Regions from separate parts of the Homo sapiens genome. Here region 2 is linked to region 1. A link is a loop called in an ENCODE intact Hi-C map of the cell type or tissue named here. Cell type or tissue: gastrocnemius medialis. All regions are shown on one strand. Links, peaks and the distances in the headings refer to the core of each region. The heading gives the core; the rest is flanking DNA.

What was found. Peaks named below come from ENCODE experiments on the same cell type or tissue, not always from the same donor. Only the 100,000 strongest peaks of a DNase experiment are listed, where the experiment ranks them.
Region 2: it touches region 1 in a loop (2.4-fold over the local background); 8 of 110 quality-filtered maps call a loop at or near these places.

Annotation. Positions count from the first base shown.
Region 1 is chr5:179,261,489-179,271,382 of GRCh38, forward strand. The region is part of intron 3 of ADAMTS2 (ADAM metallopeptidase with thrombospondin type 1 motif 2); the gene reads right to left. Among named protein-coding and RNA genes, the nearest start is that of ADAMTS2, 79 kb to the right of the region's middle. RefSeq lists enhancers at 2,882-3,777, 3,778-4,671. In gastrocnemius medialis, for the core only: no CTCF peak of the experiment used is centred there; DNase peaks (open chromatin) are centred at 4,333, 5,933 and 8,403; H3K4me3 peaks cover 498 bases; H3K27ac peaks cover 1,175 bases.
Region 2 is chr5:179,317,609-179,327,502 of GRCh38, forward strand. The region is part of intron 2 of ADAMTS2 (ADAM metallopeptidase with thrombospondin type 1 motif 2); the gene reads right to left. Among named protein-coding and RNA genes, the nearest start is that of ADAMTS2, 23 kb to the right of the region's middle. RefSeq lists an enhancer at 2,430-2,929. In gastrocnemius medialis, for the core only: no CTCF peak of the experiment used is centred there; DNase peaks (open chromatin) are centred at 4,943 and 8,703; H3K27ac peaks cover 819 bases.

The sequences.
Region 1 (9,894 bases), core at 1,221-9,220:
AGCGCGTCTGGGCTGGCTCAGGCCGCCATCTGCCGGGTCAGCAACAGATACCTATTTGCAGGAACAGAACCTGAGGTCAGCTCCCAGGATGTCCCCACCCCTGAGTTTCAAGAGAGTTTGCACCAGGAGCAGGGAGCATTCCAGCTGTCTCGGGCAGCTTTTGTGTGGGGAACAGCTGGTAGCGCTGCCTGCGGCCCCTTGGGGTGGACAGGAAGGCTCTGCCTGCAAAGGCCTAGAGGCAGCCACACACCCTGCCCTGCACACTCCTAAGTACGTGCAGGCCACAGTTCCTGCATCCATTCATCCCGGCCAGTCTGGGGTCCCTCCCCACAGTGGCAGGCAAGGGGAAGCTGGACCGGTCCTGCTAGACAAACAAGGATGCACACACGTCCATGGGACCCCAAACCTCACACTGTCCCTGACAGCCCGCCCCACAGAGCACAGCCTCTGCCTCCCGGAGCAAGAGGAGGTGGCAGTGCATCCCAGGGCCTGGCTGCCTGTGGGGCTGCATTGGGGGCTCCTGCCCCCGCCCCGTGAGTCTGGGAACACATGGGTCTTGGCCTTGGCACCTTCTTTCCTGGGAAAACACCTCCCTCTGGGCCAGGGCAGTGCAGAGCAGTGGAAGCGGGCAGCTGTGGAGTCAGAGTGATGGGTGCCAATTCTGACTCCTGCACGTGGCCCAGACCACCTAACCTGCCACCCCCACCAGCACACCTGCCCGGCCACCCCCACCAGCACACCTGCCCGGCCAGCCTCAGGCCACCAGCCAGCCTCCCAGCCACGTGACCTCTCAGGGGCAGGATGTGTCCTTGATTCCTTCCTTCACACCACGTCCCGGAAGCTCCACCTCAAACTCATCCTGAACCCACTGCCTCCACCGCCATCTGTCACCGGGACTCCTCCCTGCTTCCACACCGTCCACCGAAAACCCTCCAAAGGCCTCCACCGCACAGGGAATGAATTCTCACCCCGTACCGTGACCGTCCCTTCAAAGCGATGAGTGCCACCCATCCCTCCCGGCCCTGCACGCCTCCCACTCCCCCATTACGTCCTCAGTTCCAGGTACTAGCTCTTCCTTCTGCCCCTTGGTCACGCTGCGGTAACTCCAGCCTCAGGGCTCCTGCATGTGCTGTTCCCTCTGCCTGGAACACCCTTCCCAGGGCTGGGCTTTCCCATCATCACCAACCTGGGGCGCCTCCCTCCCTTACCTGCCTTCTCACGCTGCCCTTTCACCCCGTTTTACTTTGTTCACAGGATTCTCCACTGTCTGCGAGCATCTGCTCACCAGGTCTCCCCTGCGGGGCTGTGAGCCCAGAGAACAGGGACTCGATCGGGTTCCTCCGCTGCTACAGCCCCAGCACCCAGTCCTGTCAGACACATGGTGGACACATAGCAAGAACGTGACGAGTGAATGCAGGAAAATACACTTGTGGCAGCAGGCAAGGTGCCCTCTCTGAGCCTCAGTCTCCCCCTAAGCAGTAGAGCTGCTAATGCTATTATTCCCCCATGATTTGGGGAGCAGTATTATTCCCCCATGATTTGGGGAGCAGTATTATTCCCCCATGATTTGGGGAGCAGCATTATTCCCCCATGATTTGGGGAGCAGCATTATTCCCCCATGATTTGGGGAGCAGCATTATTCCCCCATGATTTGGGGAGCAGCATTATTCCCCCATGATTTGGGGAGCAGCATTATTCCCCCATGATTTGGGGAGCAGCATTATTCCCCCATGATTTGGGGAGCAGCATTATTCCCCCATGATTTGGGGAGCAGCATTATTCCCCCATGATTTGGGGAGCAGCATTATTCCCCCATGATTTGGGGAGCAGTATTATTCCCCCATGATTTGGGGAGCAGCATTATTCCCCCATGATTTGGGGAGCAGCATTATTCCCCCATGATTTGGGGAGCAGCATTATTATTGAGCATTAATGAACCCGCATGGCATTCAGGTGCCCGGCCTTTTCCCAACCAGACCAGCGCACCAGCCACCTCTCCACACAGGCCCAGTGCCCAGGTCACCTCCTGTCCTGTCCTGCAGGCTCTCTCTGGGTGTGCCGACAGTTTGGGATGGGAGGCGTGGGAGGCGTGAGCTGCGCTCCTGGCCGGGTTCTCTACCAGCTGTGCTCGTGGCGCAGCCCACACCTCACGGCAAGCCCCAGCCAAAGGGACCAAGTCAAGAGCTCTGAGAGACATCCCAGCCGAAGAATCCAGCCCTTGTCCCAAACGTGTGTGTGCACAGGCACACGAAAGAAGGTGAGACAGAAGGAGAGAAAAATGAAGCCAGAGAGCAGGAGAGAGAGAAGACAGACGCCAGCACGCCCATCTGACTGCGCGACCTTTCCCCGCTCAGAGCTCCTTCAGGGCCCAGAGCACAGCGCTGCCTAGGATTAATTTCAAAGAGAAACGGGTCAAAGAAAATTGGAAATTTTTATAGAAAATATTTCAGGCTTGGAGCTGGCTGAAGTGTCTGCCAACCTGCAGAGAATTCTGAGAGGAGATGGGGCCTGTGGTCAGAGGCCTCCGGCTGGCACAAACTGGCAGAGTTTGGACCTCGGACCCAAATGCAGTTTCTGAGCCAGGCCTGTCCTCGCTGCTGCTGGGGAAGAGCTTCCTGTCCCCTTCAGATGTCCCTACAGCTGCCTCTGCAGCCCTGATGCTGGTACCCAACGCCTCTCACCTGTCGCCCCACCCCTCTCTATCCCCAAGAGGCCTCTGTCTAGGGACCCACTATGGGATGCAGTCCCTTTGTCCCCATTATGCAGGGTGCCCATGTCTCTTTCACCGTCATCCATGGGGCAGCCAGGGCATGAAGGAAGCCTCACCTGGGTCCCAAGCAGGTCCCACTGCTCCTTGCCCAAACTTCACCCCAGCCAGCAGGCTCCTACATCCAAGGCACAGATGTCACAGACATGAAAAGATGCCCTGGACACATGCCTCTCTCCCAGAAGCCTGCCTCTGCCATGCTGGGGACCTGAAAAGAGGGGGCATGCCCAGCCCACAGTTGCTGATCAAACGCCAGATGCCCCCGTGAGCAGATCACAGCTTCACCCCTGAGCCGTGTACTGTCTGCATGCCAGGGACTGTTACCTTGTGCAAAACCCGAAAAGCTCTTTGGAGGACATTCCCAACACAGATCCAAGGGAAGGAAAGAAAGTATCAATTCACTGTGTCTGTGGAAGATGGCGAGGCAGAGGAGGGAAAGGGGACGGAGAGCAAGTGTCGCAGTGAGCACTGGGCAGGCGCCCTGTGCCCTGCGTAATTCCAGCAGCCCCTGTGCCACTGCACCCAGGTACAGTGGAGATCTCAGCACCCAGGTTCTGAGATCCTGAGGGGCTGGGTGAGCTGCTCTGGGCCCCTTAGTGAGCCAGAACAACAGCATGTCGGGTGGAGCTGAGCACACTGACCCCTGCACCAACAGCAGCATGCTGGGCGGAGCTGAGCGCGCTGACCCCTGCACCAGCGCTGACCCCTGCACCAACAGCAGCATGCCGGGCGGGGCTGAGCACACTGACCCCTGCACCAACAGCAGCATGCCGGGTGGGGCTGAGCACACTGAACCCTGCACCAAACTGCCCGCTGCCCACCCCACTCACCCACCTAGTGCTGGAAGCATCTGTGGGAGCAGCCCTAATGCAGCTCCTCAGAACCACTGGCCGGTCTTCCAGAACTGTCCCCTGCACTCGAGTTGGGGCTGCAGCCAAGCCAGGGCCAAGGCCACCATCCTCCGGGTCAGGCTTGTCACCTGCCCACGGTGCTCCACCAAAGATCCAGGCCCTTGCCAGCCACATTTACCTGGTCGGCTCCACCCCTGAACCAGAAACCATGTCGGGAGGGGAGAGGTGGCGGGGGAAGGGCAAGCCTGAGACTCAGGGACTAAATTTATGTCGGAGGCACAGGGGAGTTGCTGCGCACGTGGGGGCTGTCAGGCGGAGTGCCAGGCCCAGACGCCGTGGAGGGGGAGCACACCCTGGCACGTCTCCACTGTGGAATAAGGGGGGCCCAGCCCTCGCTGGGGCTGCAAGCCTCGCTTCTGCCTTCACAGCCCAGGGGGTGGGAAGCACCCACAGGGCAGCGCTCTGAGCAGCAGACTCCAGCCAGAGAGCCAGCCAGGCCCGGGAGCTGGCCCCTCCTGCTCTCCCCGGCTGACCCCAGGCAACTCCAGCCTCGGAGAATGTGCAGCCTCGGCTTTCCCAGCGCCGGCCCCCGCCCACCCCTTCCGCGTGGGCCACATCACCGCGCTGGCATCTCCAACAGCCATCCCAAGGGCCCGGTCTGCACGAGGACAGGAGCGCCGCGGCGTCTGCCAAGGGTGCGCTCAGCCCTGAAGCACGCCTCCCGGAGCCGCCTCGGGTTTCACAATCAGTGCTTCTCCCTGGGTTTCCCGGGGCCTGGGCTGCAGGCTCAGCTCCAGGGTGGAAAGAGAGGATGAGCTGAGAAGACTCCAGGGATCCAGCGCCGAGGCGCTGAACTCAGTGAGTCGGCAACAGTGGCTTGGCAGGGCCCAGGCTGACCAGGGTATGAGAGAGAGCACCTATCACCACGCCAGAGGCCCTGGCCTCAGGGGTCTGGGGAGTCACTTGGGAAGTGCCCGGTTGGAGACACAGAGACAGGTCTGGGCACAAGACGCTGGCCAGGTCCAGGGCTCACCCTGCAAATCCAGCCAAAGCCCTCTCTCCATTCTCCCTTAGGACCCAAGGTTCAACACTTAGACATGTCAGCTGAATCATGACCCCCGGACGTCCATGTCCTAATCCCCCAAAACTCGTGAGCATTACCTTATATGGCAGAAGAGACTTTGCAAATGTGTTTAAATCAGGGGTCTTGAGATGGGGAAAGTAACCTGGATGGTCCCAGCGGGCCCTAAATGTTATCACAAGTGTCCTTCTAAGAGGGAGAGCTGGCTATAGAAGAGGAGAAGCCACGTGACCAGGGAGGCAGAGACTGCAGCAATGTTGCCACAAGCCAAGGAACGCCAACAGCCCCCAGGAGCTGGGAGGGGCCAGGAATGGATTCTGCCCTGGGGCCTCCCGAAGGAACCAGCCCTGCCAGCACCTTGATCTTAGCCCCTAAAATCCTATTTCAGAGTTCTGAGCTCCCGAACTGTGAGGAATGCAGGTGTGCTGTTTTAAGCCATTAAGGTGTGGGTAACCTGGTACAGCAGCCACAGGAAGCTGAGATGGACGTCGACAGCTACAGGGCAGAAAGGCTCTCTGACCTGGCATTCAGCAAATTGGCACCCCCCAACAAAGCACACGGCCCTCCTGCCCCATCCTGGGCCCCCCAGCCCCCACCTGGGCCAAGCCTCACATCCGCTGTGTCAGTGGGGCTGGCTATCTGCTCGCCACTGAATGGATGAGTCTCGCCTGCTCCCCAGTCCTGTGGTCTGACAGAACAGAGCTCCTCTCTCTCTCCTGTGCCATTGCTCCAGCCTCCCCCACCAGCCTCCCTCACACTGCAACCAGTACGAGCTTGCTGAAACACTCAACTCTTTGTGAGACTGGAGGGCGCCATCCCCACCTTGGGTCATTCAAGGCTGCTGCTTCCATGGAGGCTGCCCCACAGCTCTCTGCCTCCAGCCCTGGGCTCTGCACACCCAGGGGGAACTGTCATGCCTGAGGTCCGCCCCCACCCCCGCCGCCCACTCTTCCCCCAGGATCCCCTGCGGCCTGGAAAACTCCTACCCAACTCAAGGCAAAGTCACAGGGTGGAGACTGTGGGTCAGGAGGGGCTCTTCCTGGCCTGGTGGGGAAGGGCTGGCTGTGGGCTGCAGGTGGCAGCCACGCTCAGCCACATGGAGGAGCTGCCCAGTGCCGGCGCTTGTCCTCTGTCTCCTGGAGGGCCTTCCTTGGTGCAGCGAGGCTGAGAGGCTCCCGTGGTGGCGTGCCTCGTCTGCCCGTCAGGGAGGATGCTGCAGCCTGACAGCAGCAGGCAGAGGCTTGGCACCGGCGGTGTCTGGGGTGGAGGCAGCCAAGGTCACTGGCACGTTGCTGTCTGACTTCTCTTCCTTCAGCCCAGCAGGGTGTGTGCACAGCAGCCTGGTAGCAGTTCCCCAGGATGGGAAGCACCTGCCCCTCCTCTGTCCCAAGGCCAGGCCGGGGCGAGCCCCAGGAGAGCAGCCCACAGAGGAGGGCAGAAGATGCTTCTACCTCTGCATCACAGAAAGCATGGGTAGCCAATGGGGGACCGTGTTTTGTTTGGTCTATATAGTGAGCACGGGAGGGGACCCCAGGCATGACAGCTCCCACTGGGTGTGCAGGGCCCAGGGCTGGAGGCAGAGAGCTGATGTGGAGGCTTCTGTGGAAAGAGGGCTTTGTCTGGATTTGCTGGCTGAGCCCTGGACCTGGCCAGCGTCCTTGTGCCAGGACCTGTCTCTGTGTCTCCAACCAGGCACTTCCTGAGTGACTCCCCAGACCCCTGAGGCCTGGTCCTTTCGCATGGTGATAGGGGCTGTCTCTCGTACCCGGGTCGGCCTGGGCCCTGCCAAGCCAGCTGTTGCCGACTCACTGAGCTCAGCGCCGTGGCTGGATTCCTGGAGCCTTCTCAGTTCATCCTCTCATTCCAGAAATTTTAAGCCACATTTTAACATCAGGAAAGTTCACATAAAAAGTCTGATGTCTGGATTTTCTTGATAGGATGTTCAGCTGCACCAGACCCAACTTCTACCAAATTGAGGTCAAGGGAGTTGAGGAGGGTCTGTCCCTCCTTGCAGGGCCTCCCAGACGCCCTGTGCCCATGGCAAGGCCAGGGCTGGACACCACGTGTGGCTGCATTCCCACTGCTGTTTCTTTTTAGTGGAGATGTATTCTTGGTCTCCACGTTTCCATCAAAAGGAGAGAAATGAAAGCCAGGCCAAGGGTGGGTGCAATTATCTTTTTTTCCTCCACTGCTGTCCTTGTTGGCATTGCCTGCCAGGCCCTGCAGGCTCTGAGTTTGCAGCTCTTGTCTTTCTGCAAATGGCACTGTGTGTCTGAAACAGAGACCACATGCTCAACACGTGACTCGGGGTCTTTCTCACTGTGTGGCAACCTTCACAGAGTCCCAAGGTCAGTCTCTGGGAAGCTAAGACAGGCCCTCAGTGTCAGCACAGGGTTGGCTTCTCTGTGCACGTGGTCTTGGAGTCAGCCGCTCCAGGTCCCTTAACGCGGGCGGTGGGGGAGGACTGCCAGGCTGAGACTGGCACTTAGACATGCAGGGAAGAGCTCCCACACGACAGGGTGGAGGGTCCAGTGAGGGAGGCAGCAGGACCAGGGCCTGCCTGGGCTGTGCCTCTGGGCTATATGCCCTGGGGAGGCCTAAGTGAAGCCTACAGTGCTGCTCCTCCGCGTGACCCAGACGGGCGCCTCCCGGGTGTGCTGTGCACTGCGTGGCCAGCCTTGTACGTGAGGGCCATTCACATCCTGTAGCTGGCTGCATGGTGCCCCCAAAGATGCTGGATCCTGATCCCTGCAACCTGAGACGGGTACCTTCTATGGGAAGAAAGGGCTTTGCAGATGTGCTTGCAGTAAGGCTCTTGAGATGAGAAGCCTGTCCTGGATTACTCGGGTGAGTCCTAAATGTAATCAAGGCATCCTTGCAAGAGGGAAGCACAGGGACACGTCAGAAGAGGAGGGGGCGACATGACCCGGGGGCAGAGATTGGCATGATGCAGCCACAAGCCAAGGGAGGCTGGCAGCCCCCAGGAGCGGGGATGGGCCAGAAACAGATTCTCCCCTGGAGCCTCTGGAGGGAGCACAGCCCTGTCCACCCTTGATCTTGGCTCAGTGAGATTCATTTCAGACTTCTGGCCCACAGAGCTGTGAGAGAGGCATTTGTATTAGTCCGTTTTCACAATGCTGATAAAGACATACCCGAGACTGGGCAACTTACAAAAGAAAGAGGTTTATTGGACTTACAGTTCCACATGGCTGGGGAGGCCTCACAATCATGGCAGAAGATGAAAGGCACGTCTCACATGGCAGCAGCCGAGAGAGAGAGAGCTTGTGCAGGGCAACTCCCGTTTTTAAAACCCTCAGATCTCGTGAGACCCACTCACCATCATGAGAACAGCATGGGAAAGACCCACCCCCATGATTCAATCATCTCTCACTGGGTCCCTCCCATAACACATGGGAATTATGGGAGCTACAAGATGAGATTCAGGTGGAGACACAGAGACAAACCATATCAATGTTCCTATTGTTTCAAGCTCCGTGAGGACTCCCTCCTCAACAGTCCCACACAGGATGAGATGCACACACACCAGAGAGGACAATGCCACAGGGTGCCCTGTCCCTGTACCCCAGCACAGTGTCCCTGGACACAGAGCTGGCCTTGGGAAGGGCAGAGAACAGGGATTGGAGATGCCTGTCAGAATGCCTGGGGGGACACCTCAACCACTGCTCCCCAAAAGGCCACCCAGCCTCAGAGCTCGGCCTCCGGTCCTGGCCAGGTTCCCAGGCCAGCAGCACTGAGCAGGACCCTTCTGCCAAGGCCAGCATGGCCAGGGAGGAGAGAAAAGGACCCTCCCCGCTCCCTCACCCCTTGCCCCTCCTAATAACATCCTCTCCCGGGTGTTGCCTAAGCTGCCCAGTGCACACACTCATCCCTGGCCTGTCTGTGAAATGCTTTAAAACCGTCATTTTCTATCCGTTTCCCCCAGGCAATCTGCAATCCAGCAACTGATCTTGGATGACAGAGACTATTAGTGAAAATGATTCCCTGAGGCTCCATGAGTCCCCGAGATCACCCTGAGCAGCCCGTGGGCTTCTCGGGGAAAACAGGACATCCTGAAAAGGAGGCACCCCTGACGCTGCAGGGATATCCTGCCACCCAGACAGATGCCCATCCCCCACTGGGACACCCAGGGCAGGTGTGTCACCTTCCCCGGCAGAACATAAATAGCAGGGTGCTTCACACCCACTTCCAGACGTTGCTTTTGGGGAGGCAGGAAGAAACTGCCAGCCAGCACCTCCTGCCAGCTTCTGCCAGGGCCACACTGATATATCAGGGTTCCCTCAGAATTCACTGGAAGAAAGGGTCCCCTATACACACACACACATACACACACACCCGCACCCAGGTCCTGGAGTTGTGTGCCAGGCAGGCTGTGCCCCTCACTATGCCTGGCCACAGGACACAGCTTTTATGTATCTCCCAGTTGCCACTCTGGGCCCTGAAAAGGCCCAGGCAGATGGAAAGCTGGACGCCTGAGGTCACCGTGGGCCCTCCACCCAGCTCCGGCACTCACTGGGCCTGGTGCCCTTCCAGTCAGTGTGTCGATCTCAGCCCAGGGCCACGTGGGAACGATTAGGTGCATGGCGTGGGAGCTAGCTCACTGAAGGCCCGAGCCCCTCATGCAGGGTCTGCTGACACCAGACAGGAACATCAAGCAAAGGGGACTTGGCCCCAGCCCCAAGTTCTGGGATCCAGACCTATAGCCCCAGGCCCACGCTCACATCCACAGCCTGGGCCCCAGGCCTGGAGCTAAGGCTGGACAGGCTCACCTCCTCCCCGACAGCCCATTACCAAACCCCCACCTTCCAGCCCAGCCTCACCCCTGACCTGGCAGCTGGCCTCACCCAGCGTCTTCTAAGGCCAATGGTTTCTGGGCTTATTCTGAGATTGAAATTCCTTTCCTGTGTTCTGAATTTCAAGTTCTCATTAAAGATATGTGGATTGGGGGTGGGGGTGGAGGGAGGATTCAGCAGAAGATGCCAAACACCAGCAGAAGCCCAGAAAATAAGGCAAGGCCGGCCAGGCTGTGGGGGAAGGGCTGCCATGTTCAGGAAGACAAGCACCATATGGAATCTGGGATCAGAGACATGGCCAAGGGCACGTGGCCAGCTCACCTCGCCTGAGCAGAGGCCCCCAGAACCACCCTGAATCTTCCAGGAGAGGCCAGCCAGAAGCAC
Region 2 (9,894 bases), core at 708-8,707, 56 kb after region 1:
ATCTATGTCCCCCGGATGGCCAGCGGGCACAGAGCATATGTGTGCTGAGGGACACATGCCCCACACAAACGCCCCCACATGTGCATCGCATACATCACCCACACACACACGTGTACATTTCAGCACGCGTCTAGGGGAGGTTAGCGTGCCAGCACCAGCTGAGACTCCCTGGCCAGACTCATCGCCAGCTGGGGAGAGTGGAGCAGACGTACAGGATGGAGGGTAGAGGTGGGGCTGGTCCACAGTGAGGGAGGGAGGCAGGTGTAGACTGGGCCAGGGAAAGGTTCTGGAAACCCAGACTGAAGGTTCCCTGGGGTCCCTGGGGCTCATCCAGGGCTGGGGTGGAGCCGGGACATGAGGAACGGGCAGTGATGAATCTGAAGCCCTGCTGGTCAGCAGAGCCTCCACCTGCACGTCCTCCCCAAAGGTCAGGCAGGCTTCACCCTGGCCACGTCTCTACCCTGGCCATTAGCAAAGAGGCCCCCCTTGGACCAGGAGGAACACAGCAGGCCAGCCCTCCTGCCCTTCCCATCCAAGGCTCCAGCCACTCTCATGGAGACTCTGAGCTGAGACACTCCCAGCAGAAAGGGTCATTTATCTCAGAGCTTAACTAGCCCCTTCCAATTAGTGAGGAATAAAATGGCAGCATTTACTCTGAAGAACTGCGATGCGAGAGTATTAATTAAATGCGCTGCCGCTGAGCCTCAGCACACAGGAGGCTGAGCCCTCATTAAAAAGGCATGAGACTAAAGCAAGACAGGGAGGAGAGGCGGGGCCAGCTAGACAGGGGATGGGGAGAGAAGGAGATGCCGGGCGGGGCGGGGACAGCCAGGGACGGCCACAGCTGCCCTGCCAGGAGGGACAGGGCCCACTGCAAAGTGGGACAGCTGCTTCTAGCCCTCTCACAAGAAGGCTGGTGGGGAAGAAGCCAAGCACACGCAGAGGGTGCTCCCGCACACCCCTCGCCTCCGTCTTTTTGGAATCTTGACAGTTAGAAGACGACAAGGGCCACTGTCCAGTGGCTGGCATTTGTCCCCATGAGACCACAGAGAGGCAGAGGACAGCTCCTTCTCAGACCAGGGCAGGTGGGGCAATGCCAAGGCCCCCTCGGCTCAGGATGGAGCTGAGCCTCCCCAGGATGACTCCCCTGGGGGAAACACTGATGTCGCTGTTTGAGCGTTGAGACGTTGGGGCCTGGCCTCTGAGAGGCGGGGCCCCGAAGGGTCTTCCAGGAAGGTCAGACCCCAGCCCAAAAGCAGCAGGCCTGGGCCACAAAGAGAGCTGGTCCCTGGGCCAGAAAGCCCTCTTCCACCATGCACTCTGGGCAAGGGGCGTGTGTGCCATTAGGAACACAGCTGCACGCTATTTCTCTCCTGTCTTCCTCCAGCTGAAGATTTCACACAGCCCTGTTATGACTGAGGGTTCCCAACAGCTATTCCCTCAACACACAGGCCCCCACACACATGCATGTGCACTCATGCACTCCCACATGCAGCATGCATGCACCCACATACAAATGTCCATACGCATCACATGCACCACGTGTGCACTCACACGCAGGCGTCACACAGGCACCATGCAGACGCATGCACACACACATCACTCATATGTGCATCTCCTGTGACACATGCATCACATACACATGTCCACACATGTGCACTACACACAAGTACACACATGCACCAGAAAAATGCCCCATGCATGTGCATGGCAGACATTACCCACACATACACATGTGCATCGGTCATACATGTGTATCATATGCAGGTATCATATGTACAGGCATGCAGTGCACACATGCATGCATCAAGCACATGCATTATACATGCACACGCCCACACATGTGCACACATGCATGACACTCATGCACTCACACATGCCTCACATTTGCACACATGCATCACTGACGTGCTCACACATCAGCCACACACATGCACTCACTCACACCCTCCTGCTGCTCCCAGCCTCACTGCCTGCTTGCTTACTTTCCCAGTTCCTGCCACTACCTGAGAAGGTGTTTATTTGGCCTTTTGCTTATTGTATGTCTCTACCACCTCATCCTACCCCTCCCAGCCCTCCCCATCCACACTCAACCAGTAGAATAGAAGCCTCTCCCCTCTGTTGAGGCAAAAAGCTGTGACCCTCTTTTCACCCAGAAACCACAGGAAGCATGCGTGCAGACTGGACTCAGCCTTCACCAGCCCCCGCAGTCATTACGCCTGGCTCCCCAGCACCCAAACCCAGGTCCCCACTGGTCAGCACGTTCACACCCAGCCTGCCACATCTCCGGCCTGGCCCACAGAATGCCTGGTCCCAGACTCCTAATGTAGGAAGACTGCCCTGCCTGATCTCAAGGCTTGCTTCTCTGCATTCAGGCCACTCCTGCTGCCCAGCCTGACGGCTCCTGGAGCAGCCGGTGATCAGTCAACCTCCCCAGCCTTCTGTTTGCCTTGCAGAGCCAGCCGACTCCCAGGAGAGCTGTAGAGGCTGGTCAGCAGCCTCACTGTCCCTGCCCTGCCTGGTGAGGGAAGGGAGGCCACGGAGGAAATTCCCTCCCGCTCCATGTCTGCCTCGTGTCCTTCTCTCTCCTGCTGTGCTCCTGGGCAGCAGCTCCCTCCTCCAGCCTTCCAGGTCTCCCAATCCTGGCCCCAGCCACTTCCTTGGGAACCCTAAGCCTGCCTGGAGTCCACCCTCCTCCATTTTTTTGGGTTTTTTTTGAGACGGAGTCTCGCTCTGTCACTCAGGCTGGAGTGCAGTGGCACGATCTTGACTCACTGCGAGCTCCACCTCCTGGGTTCACACCATTTTCCTGCCTCAGCCTCCTGAGTAGCTGAGACTACAGGTGTCCACCACTACGCCTGGCTAATTTTTTTTTTTTTTTTTGTATTTTTAGTAGAGACGAGGTTTCACCATTTTAGCCAGGATGGTCTCAATCTCCTGACCTTGTGATCCGTCCACCTCAGCCTCCCAAAGTGCTGGGATTACAGGCATGAGCCACTGTTCCTGGCCCACCCTTCTCCTTCTGATAGCACAGCCCCTGTGTCACTCAGGAACCAGCTCTCATCCCTGCGTCACCAGTGGGCAAGGAGGGCACATGACCCAGCCTAGGCCAGGTAGAATACGTTGTCATCTGACTACATGAACATAGCTCAGGGATGAGGACTTGCCACAAGGTATTCCATGAAGTTAAATCCAGGAACTATTGCTGGAATTGTTGGAAAGGAAAAGCTGTTTCCCCCGGGTTGTTGCCCTGTGAGGAGGTAATGCAGCAGCTGCCTGCATCCATTTTTCTGCCTCAGAGAAGAGCAGGCCTGAGAGTGAAATCGACACAGAGGAGAGCAAAGCCAAGGGTTGGGGATGTGGGAAAAAAAACAACTGAAAATTTATTTGGGCACCTGGATCCAGCCACACCTGAAGCTAGATAGTTCTAGATATTTTTCTTTTTGCAGATTAACCAATAAGTTTTTTTTTCTTTTTTCTGAAGCCACTTTTACTTGGATTTCCAACACTTGAGGAATAACACCTGACTAATACACTCTCTCTTCTATAGCTTCAAACTCTCCATCTCCCGGATCCTCATCCTCGGTCCCTGAGCAAACTCAAGCCACCTAAAATCCTCTGTGCTCGAGGCAGGGCCACACACACATCTACACAAGCGCACACGTAAACACTGCACTCACATCTAAGACTGCACACCCTCCGCAGCTGATGTCTGCCCCACCGCAGCATGTGTGCCATGCGCACCAGCTTCCCTCCACTCCCTTGCCTCTCACTGGCCCCTCACCTGGTCAGTCTAGCTTCCACCAACTCCCCAGCGACCCTGCAAAGCCCCCTCTTGGCTGCTGGGCCTGATGCCCCCTGCCATCCCAATTCCCTGAACCCCCTCCTCTTGAACCTCTCTCATCCTTTAGCAGGTGGGCAGCCCCGCTCCTAAGACTCCACTGCCTCCTCCACTTGTCTGCACATGGTGGGGGGCCAAGGAGCACTTCCTTCCCCTTCTGCCTCCCTCTTCCTTTGGTGCCCGCCCACCCACCCTAGGATGTGGAATCCACAGCCCTCCATACAGAGCGCTCCCAACCCGAATTCTACCCAGACCTTGCCCCTGCACCTAGGACCTGCATTTCCAGCTGCCAGACTCCTTCCAAGAGACAGCCCCAGTGACAAACCCTCTCTCCAAGCTACCCTTCCTCTCTACCACCCATCTGTGCAAGTCAAAAGCTGGGGAGTGCTTTTCCTCAGCCTCTCCCTCAGCCCCCAGGCCCACAGACCCAAGTGCCTGGAGATCCCGGCCTCTCCATGTTTCCTGAGTAGATTATGCTGCCTCTATTGAAAGATGTTCCGGCAGAACACTGGATGATCCAGAAATATTTCCATTATATGTGGCATGGGCAGAGGCAGATCACAAAGGGAAGGTACAATACGACCCTTTTGTCATTAAGTATGTTTACACATATGTGCATGGACGTGGGAGACACACAAAAATGTTGAAAGCTAATGGCACTGCAGGGATTTCCATTTTCTCCTTTTGGCTTATTTCTGCATTCTGTTTTATATGAAGGCACATACGACAGTTTTTAACTTAAAGACAGGACAAAAAGTTGCCAGCCATCGTGAGTCACCCCAGGACTGCCGGTGCTGGGAATGCCAAAATCTGATGGGACCCAGCGCAGGTGGGGAGAGGAGCAGAGGATGCACCCACGGCCCGTGCCTTCTTTGAATCAGTCCTCACGGGGCCATCTCAAGGTGGAGACTCTGAAAGTGCAGAGAAGTGAAATAACCCGCCCATGGTCACACAGGAGGGAGTGCAGGGTCCAGTTCTCCCTCCCCCACCCAGGTCCGCACTACAGGCTCTGATCCACGCCCTCCCTTGAGGACAAACCCTGAGCCACGCTGGGTCCTCCCGCAGGCCCTGAAATAGAGCTTCATTGCCACATCAGACACCGGGAGACGCGAGGAGGCCGTGAGCCAATTCCAGATGACTTGTCAAGGCTGCGCCAGCCACAGAGTCAGGGAAGCCTCTGGCTGCCTCTGTAATATAAGAACCAGGACTGAAGGCCCCTCTGGGAGGGCACTAGACGAGGGCCTCGGCAGCTCCGCAGGCAGGTGGGGCCCAGGCCAGGCGGGACAGAAACCCAAATGTGGCGATGCAAACTGGACAGAAAGAGGCCTCTCTGGGCTGCGGCTCCCTCACTCGGGGCCTGACGGTACCAGGGGGAGTTAATCTCTCACACACAAGCTGGCGCCAGACCCCTAACTGCAGGTGTCCCTAAGGAGAGGTGCCTGGCAAGTCCTCTCCTGGGAGTGGACGCTCTCCTCCTGAGCACGGTGTGGAAGCAGGGCCGTGCCCAGCATGGGTGCGTGAGGACTGGATCCTGCCTGCAGACAGGACTGGCGGGAGGCAGAACTTGAGCTGCCTAGGACTGAGGCCACTCCAGAGCCAAGACTGACAGTCTCCACAAAACCAAGGAGCCCTCACCTGTCTCATGGCTGGCAGGGGCTGCACAGGAAGTGACAGAGGCCTGGTGCCCTCGAGAGGCAGGCACCGAGCCAGCCAGTGTCAGGGAGCAGGTCTGCACATCTGATGGAAAATCCATCCGTGGTCCCCCTTCTGACAGGCCTTTGGCTGCCTTCCCTTCTAAATAGCTGCGAAGGGAAATGGCCTGGCAGAAGGAAAGACAATGGGGCCCCAGGGGCAGCAGTCCAGGAGGGCCTGGGCCCCCCACCCTCCAGCTGTAGGACTCCCAAGCTAAGGACAGAGAGAATACTTTGGGGAGGAGAAAGAAGCAGACACCAGGCTTCGTGGCAGGTGTCAGCATGGCTGAGGGCAGGCAGAACAGCCGCCAGCTTGATCTGGACACCTGGTCCTGCCACAGGCCACAGCACTTGCCAGGGGCCGTTGGGACCTGTCACTGCCCTGTGGGAGCTCCCTGGAGAGTTCTTAACCTGGGCTCCATAAACTGGGAAAAGAGAACACTTCAACTTCATCTTTACTAACTGGGAACTGAAAGCTGCCATTCCCTTCAACTCTGGAGAGAGGCAGCAACCCCAGACTTAACAGCACCTGCGCCCGTCAGGGCAGAAATCACAGGCTTCGGCAACTGTCAGCACCGCTGCTGCAGACCAGACCAAATGGTGTTTACACTCAGCACAACTTAAATTATAGAGGCTGTAAGATGCACTCCTAGGTCTTATTATTTAATGCATCAATTAAAAGCACACAAAAAAGTTTTACATGAATGTTCCTGGCAGCATTATTCACAAGAGCTAAAGGGTGGAAACAACCCAATCCATCAACCCATGAGTGGATTTAAAAAACTGTGGTACATCCATGCAATGGAATCATATCTTTCCATCCAAAGTAATGAAGCTCTGATGCATGCTGCAACCTAGATGAACCTTGAAAACATTATGCTGAGTGAAAGAAGCCAGACACAAAGGGCAAATATTGTGTGATTCATTTATACTAATGAAATGCCCAGAACAGGCAAATCTATACAGGCAGAAGGTAGGTCAGTGGTTGCCTAGGCCTGGGAGGACGGGGTAATTGGGGGTTACTAAAGGGTCTGGGGTTTCTTTTCAGAGTCTTGAACATGATCTAAAATTGTGGTGATGGTTGCACCATTCTGTGAACATACTAAAGCCATTCATTGAATTTTACGTTATAAGTTGGTAAAATACATAGTATGTGAATTATGTCTCAATAACATTATTATCAAAAATGTGTAAGGTATAATAATGATTAAAAATTTTAAAAGCATGTGTATGTTGATAGCTTTATTTTTCTCTTTTTTTTTTTTTTTGAGACAGAGTCTCACTCTATAGCCCCAACTGGAGTGCAGTGGTGCGATCTCAGCTCACTGCAACCTCCACCTCCAGGGTTCAAACAATTCTCGTGCCTCAGCCTCCTGAATAGTTGGAACTACAGATGCCCGCCACCACGCCCGGCTAGTTCCTTGTATTTTAGTAGAGGCAGGGTTTCACCATGTTGCCCAGGGTGGTCTCAAACTCCTGAGCTCAGGCCATCCTCCTGCCTTGGCCTCCCAAAGTGCTGGGATTATAGGCGTGAGGCACCATGCCTGGCCGATAGCTTTATTTCAATCAGATTTATTTCCTTTGTATTTTGTAGTGTACACTAAACACATTATTTTGATCAGGGGTCCATGGGCCTCACCAGGCTGGCAGGAGGGTTCACGACATGGAACAGCTGTGCTAACTACCAGGACAGAAGACAGGAAGGTTTGCTGGAAGAGGGGTGATGAGAAGTTGGCCAGGCCTATGGGGTTCCCAGCATTCAGGCAAAAGCCCAGAGGTCCTCAGGGACCCCCCCACTGTCTGCTCTGCTAATGCAAAGCCCATGAGGCCCAAGGAGTCTCAGCTTCTTCAGCCACCCGATCACACCCCGACACACACTAGGCCCTGGTTCCTTCAAGTCCTTAGGTCATTTTCAGATTCAACTTCAGCCAAGACAAATGGTCCCCTCCTGCACCTGCCACAGGCACTGTTTCCAACGTGGGCAGAGTTGACAGTTGATGGGTGTGTGTGATCTTTCGGAGCTCCTGTCCCAGGCCCACAGGATGAACGGGAAGGTGGACATGGTGGGTAGAGCAAGCAGGAAATGATGATGGTCAGGAGGGGCCTTGAATGCTGGTTCTGGGGGCCTGTGCTTTACCCTCAAAGTGGAGGAGCCATGGGGAGCATTTCGGGTGGGGCACGGAAGGGAGACCGCGTGCTTATCATGGGCAGCTGGAAGGGAGTGGGAGAAACGGGGGCAGGGAGAAGACAGGGCAGATGTCCTGGAGACAGAAGGCAATGGGGACCCATAGCTCCTCCTGACACATCAGCCTGGCTTTCCTCTGGGGCCCATCCTCTCCCCGACCCACTCCCAGAGGGTCAGAGGACAGACGCCAGCCCTGGAGCCACAGCAGTCCTGTGACGAGGCCTGGCCAGCCGAAGTCCTGCTCCGCTGTCCTGGCCATAGTGATTTGCCTGAAGCATGTGACCCAACCTGAGCCAGTGAGAACTCACCACTGGGCTCTCCCAGAAACCCTCGGGGAACCTGGGCCTCTCTCTGCCGGGCGGCTGGTGCACTGCCCAGGCAGGACCCACGGGGAGGGCGGCTGAGCTGAAACCGTGCGGGAGGCCTGGGCTGCCGCCCTGAGCCCCGCATTCCCCCTTTGGCCCCAGCCGCTTCTGCCCCGGTTTTCTGTCACTTGCAGTCACAGGAGTGTGGACCTGGGGATGGCCTGTGGGAGGGACAGGGGCACAGGCACCAGCTGCACAGGTGTGGATGGGAGGACAGGAGCGAGGCCAGCCGCCTCTGGGCCACACCCTCCGGATTCACTCCCAAAGGAGAACGGCCAGGCGGCCAAGTCCTCCCAGCTGAGGGGTGCGGAGGAAGGGATCAGAGCGCTCCCCCAACAAAGGCTGCCTCTCCGTCCTGCACATCCCCTCGCCACACTGACCTCCATTTCCCTTCTTGGGGCCTGCCCGCCACGAGACTCTTCTCCCATTCCAGACTGGAAATCTTTTCCGCATCTTGACTAATTGTTTTCAGGTGGGAAGGATTTGGTGGAGAAATGGCGTTTGTGTGTGCGTGTGTGTGTGTGTGTGTGTGTGTGTGTGTCCACCCCCAGCCGGGCAGCTGCCCCAGGAATGCTGTATTGGCGGGAAGAGCTAGAGGACCCTTGGCCTCAGCCATGTCCTGAGGGGCTCTCGGTGATGTCAGCGGCTCCTGGCCTCTTCCAGTAAACATCTGTTCTTATTCTGACCCAGGAATTCCATTTCAGAACAGTAACGGCCTCCACTGGCAACACATCCCAGGCCGGTGATGCCTGGGGCAGGGAGAGCATCCTACCCCGGCCTGTGCCCCGCCCCCGGCCCCGCCCCCCACTCCCATGCCCGCCCAAGCCCCGCCCACAGAGCTCTCAAAAGGGACAAAATCTGCACCTGGCTCCGTGTGTCCAAGCGCTTTCACACTGTGGTCCCTCCTAGCAGCGCCATCAGGAAAATATGATCTTGTAGTAACAGGCCCTTCGCTGCTCAGTGCTGGCCCTCGCTTCATTTAATCCTCATCATAACCCACCAGAGTAGTTACCGTCATCAGCTTTTACCTTTCACAGATGAGAAACAGGAGGCTCGCTCGCCCAGGGAGGGAGGGAGCAGAAAACCAAGCCCACGTGTTGGAGCGAGATCGCGTCTGACTCCAGCGCACGGGACCTTGCAGGGGCTGATGGCCAAAAACTGAAGTCATGGGAAGGAGAGGGAGAGGGAGAGGGAGAGAGAGGGGAGGAAGAAATGACCGTTCCAAAGCCCATGCAGCACTCATCTCAAAATAAGAGAAACTCTCAGGTGCCTACACAGGGAGTGAATGCGCGTGAAGCCCGCCAGGGTAATGATAGGGAGCAGCAGAGACTCCCAAGGCACCTGGAACTGTGGGACCCTTCTAGAGGGTTCCATCCTTGCTCAGCTCTAGCCCTCCAGCACATAGGCCCGGCAGATTTCCTGGTTCTCAAGAGAAACTGGAAATCTTGAGCTTTGTGAGAAATTTTCAAACACTGGAAAAGCCAAACAAAACTCATCTGTGGGTGGACATGGCCCGTGGCCCACCAGTGTGCAAACTCCGCCCTGCACAATGGGAACCCTGAAGTGCAGAAAATTATCTCATTGTGAAGGGTAAGGCAGGGACTCAAAACAGGGCTCCTCAGTCCACATTCATAGAGTCTCCAGGTTGTACCACCGAATCTACTCGCCAGCCTTCTCCTGAAAGTGTCTCACTGAACCACATCCCCCGTAGAAACTCAGGGCATCTTTCAAAGACCGCAGTTTTCCTGCCAGCCTGCAAACAACCCTGTGCATGCCCGGTGCACTGCTCCCCAACCACAGGGGACACCTAAC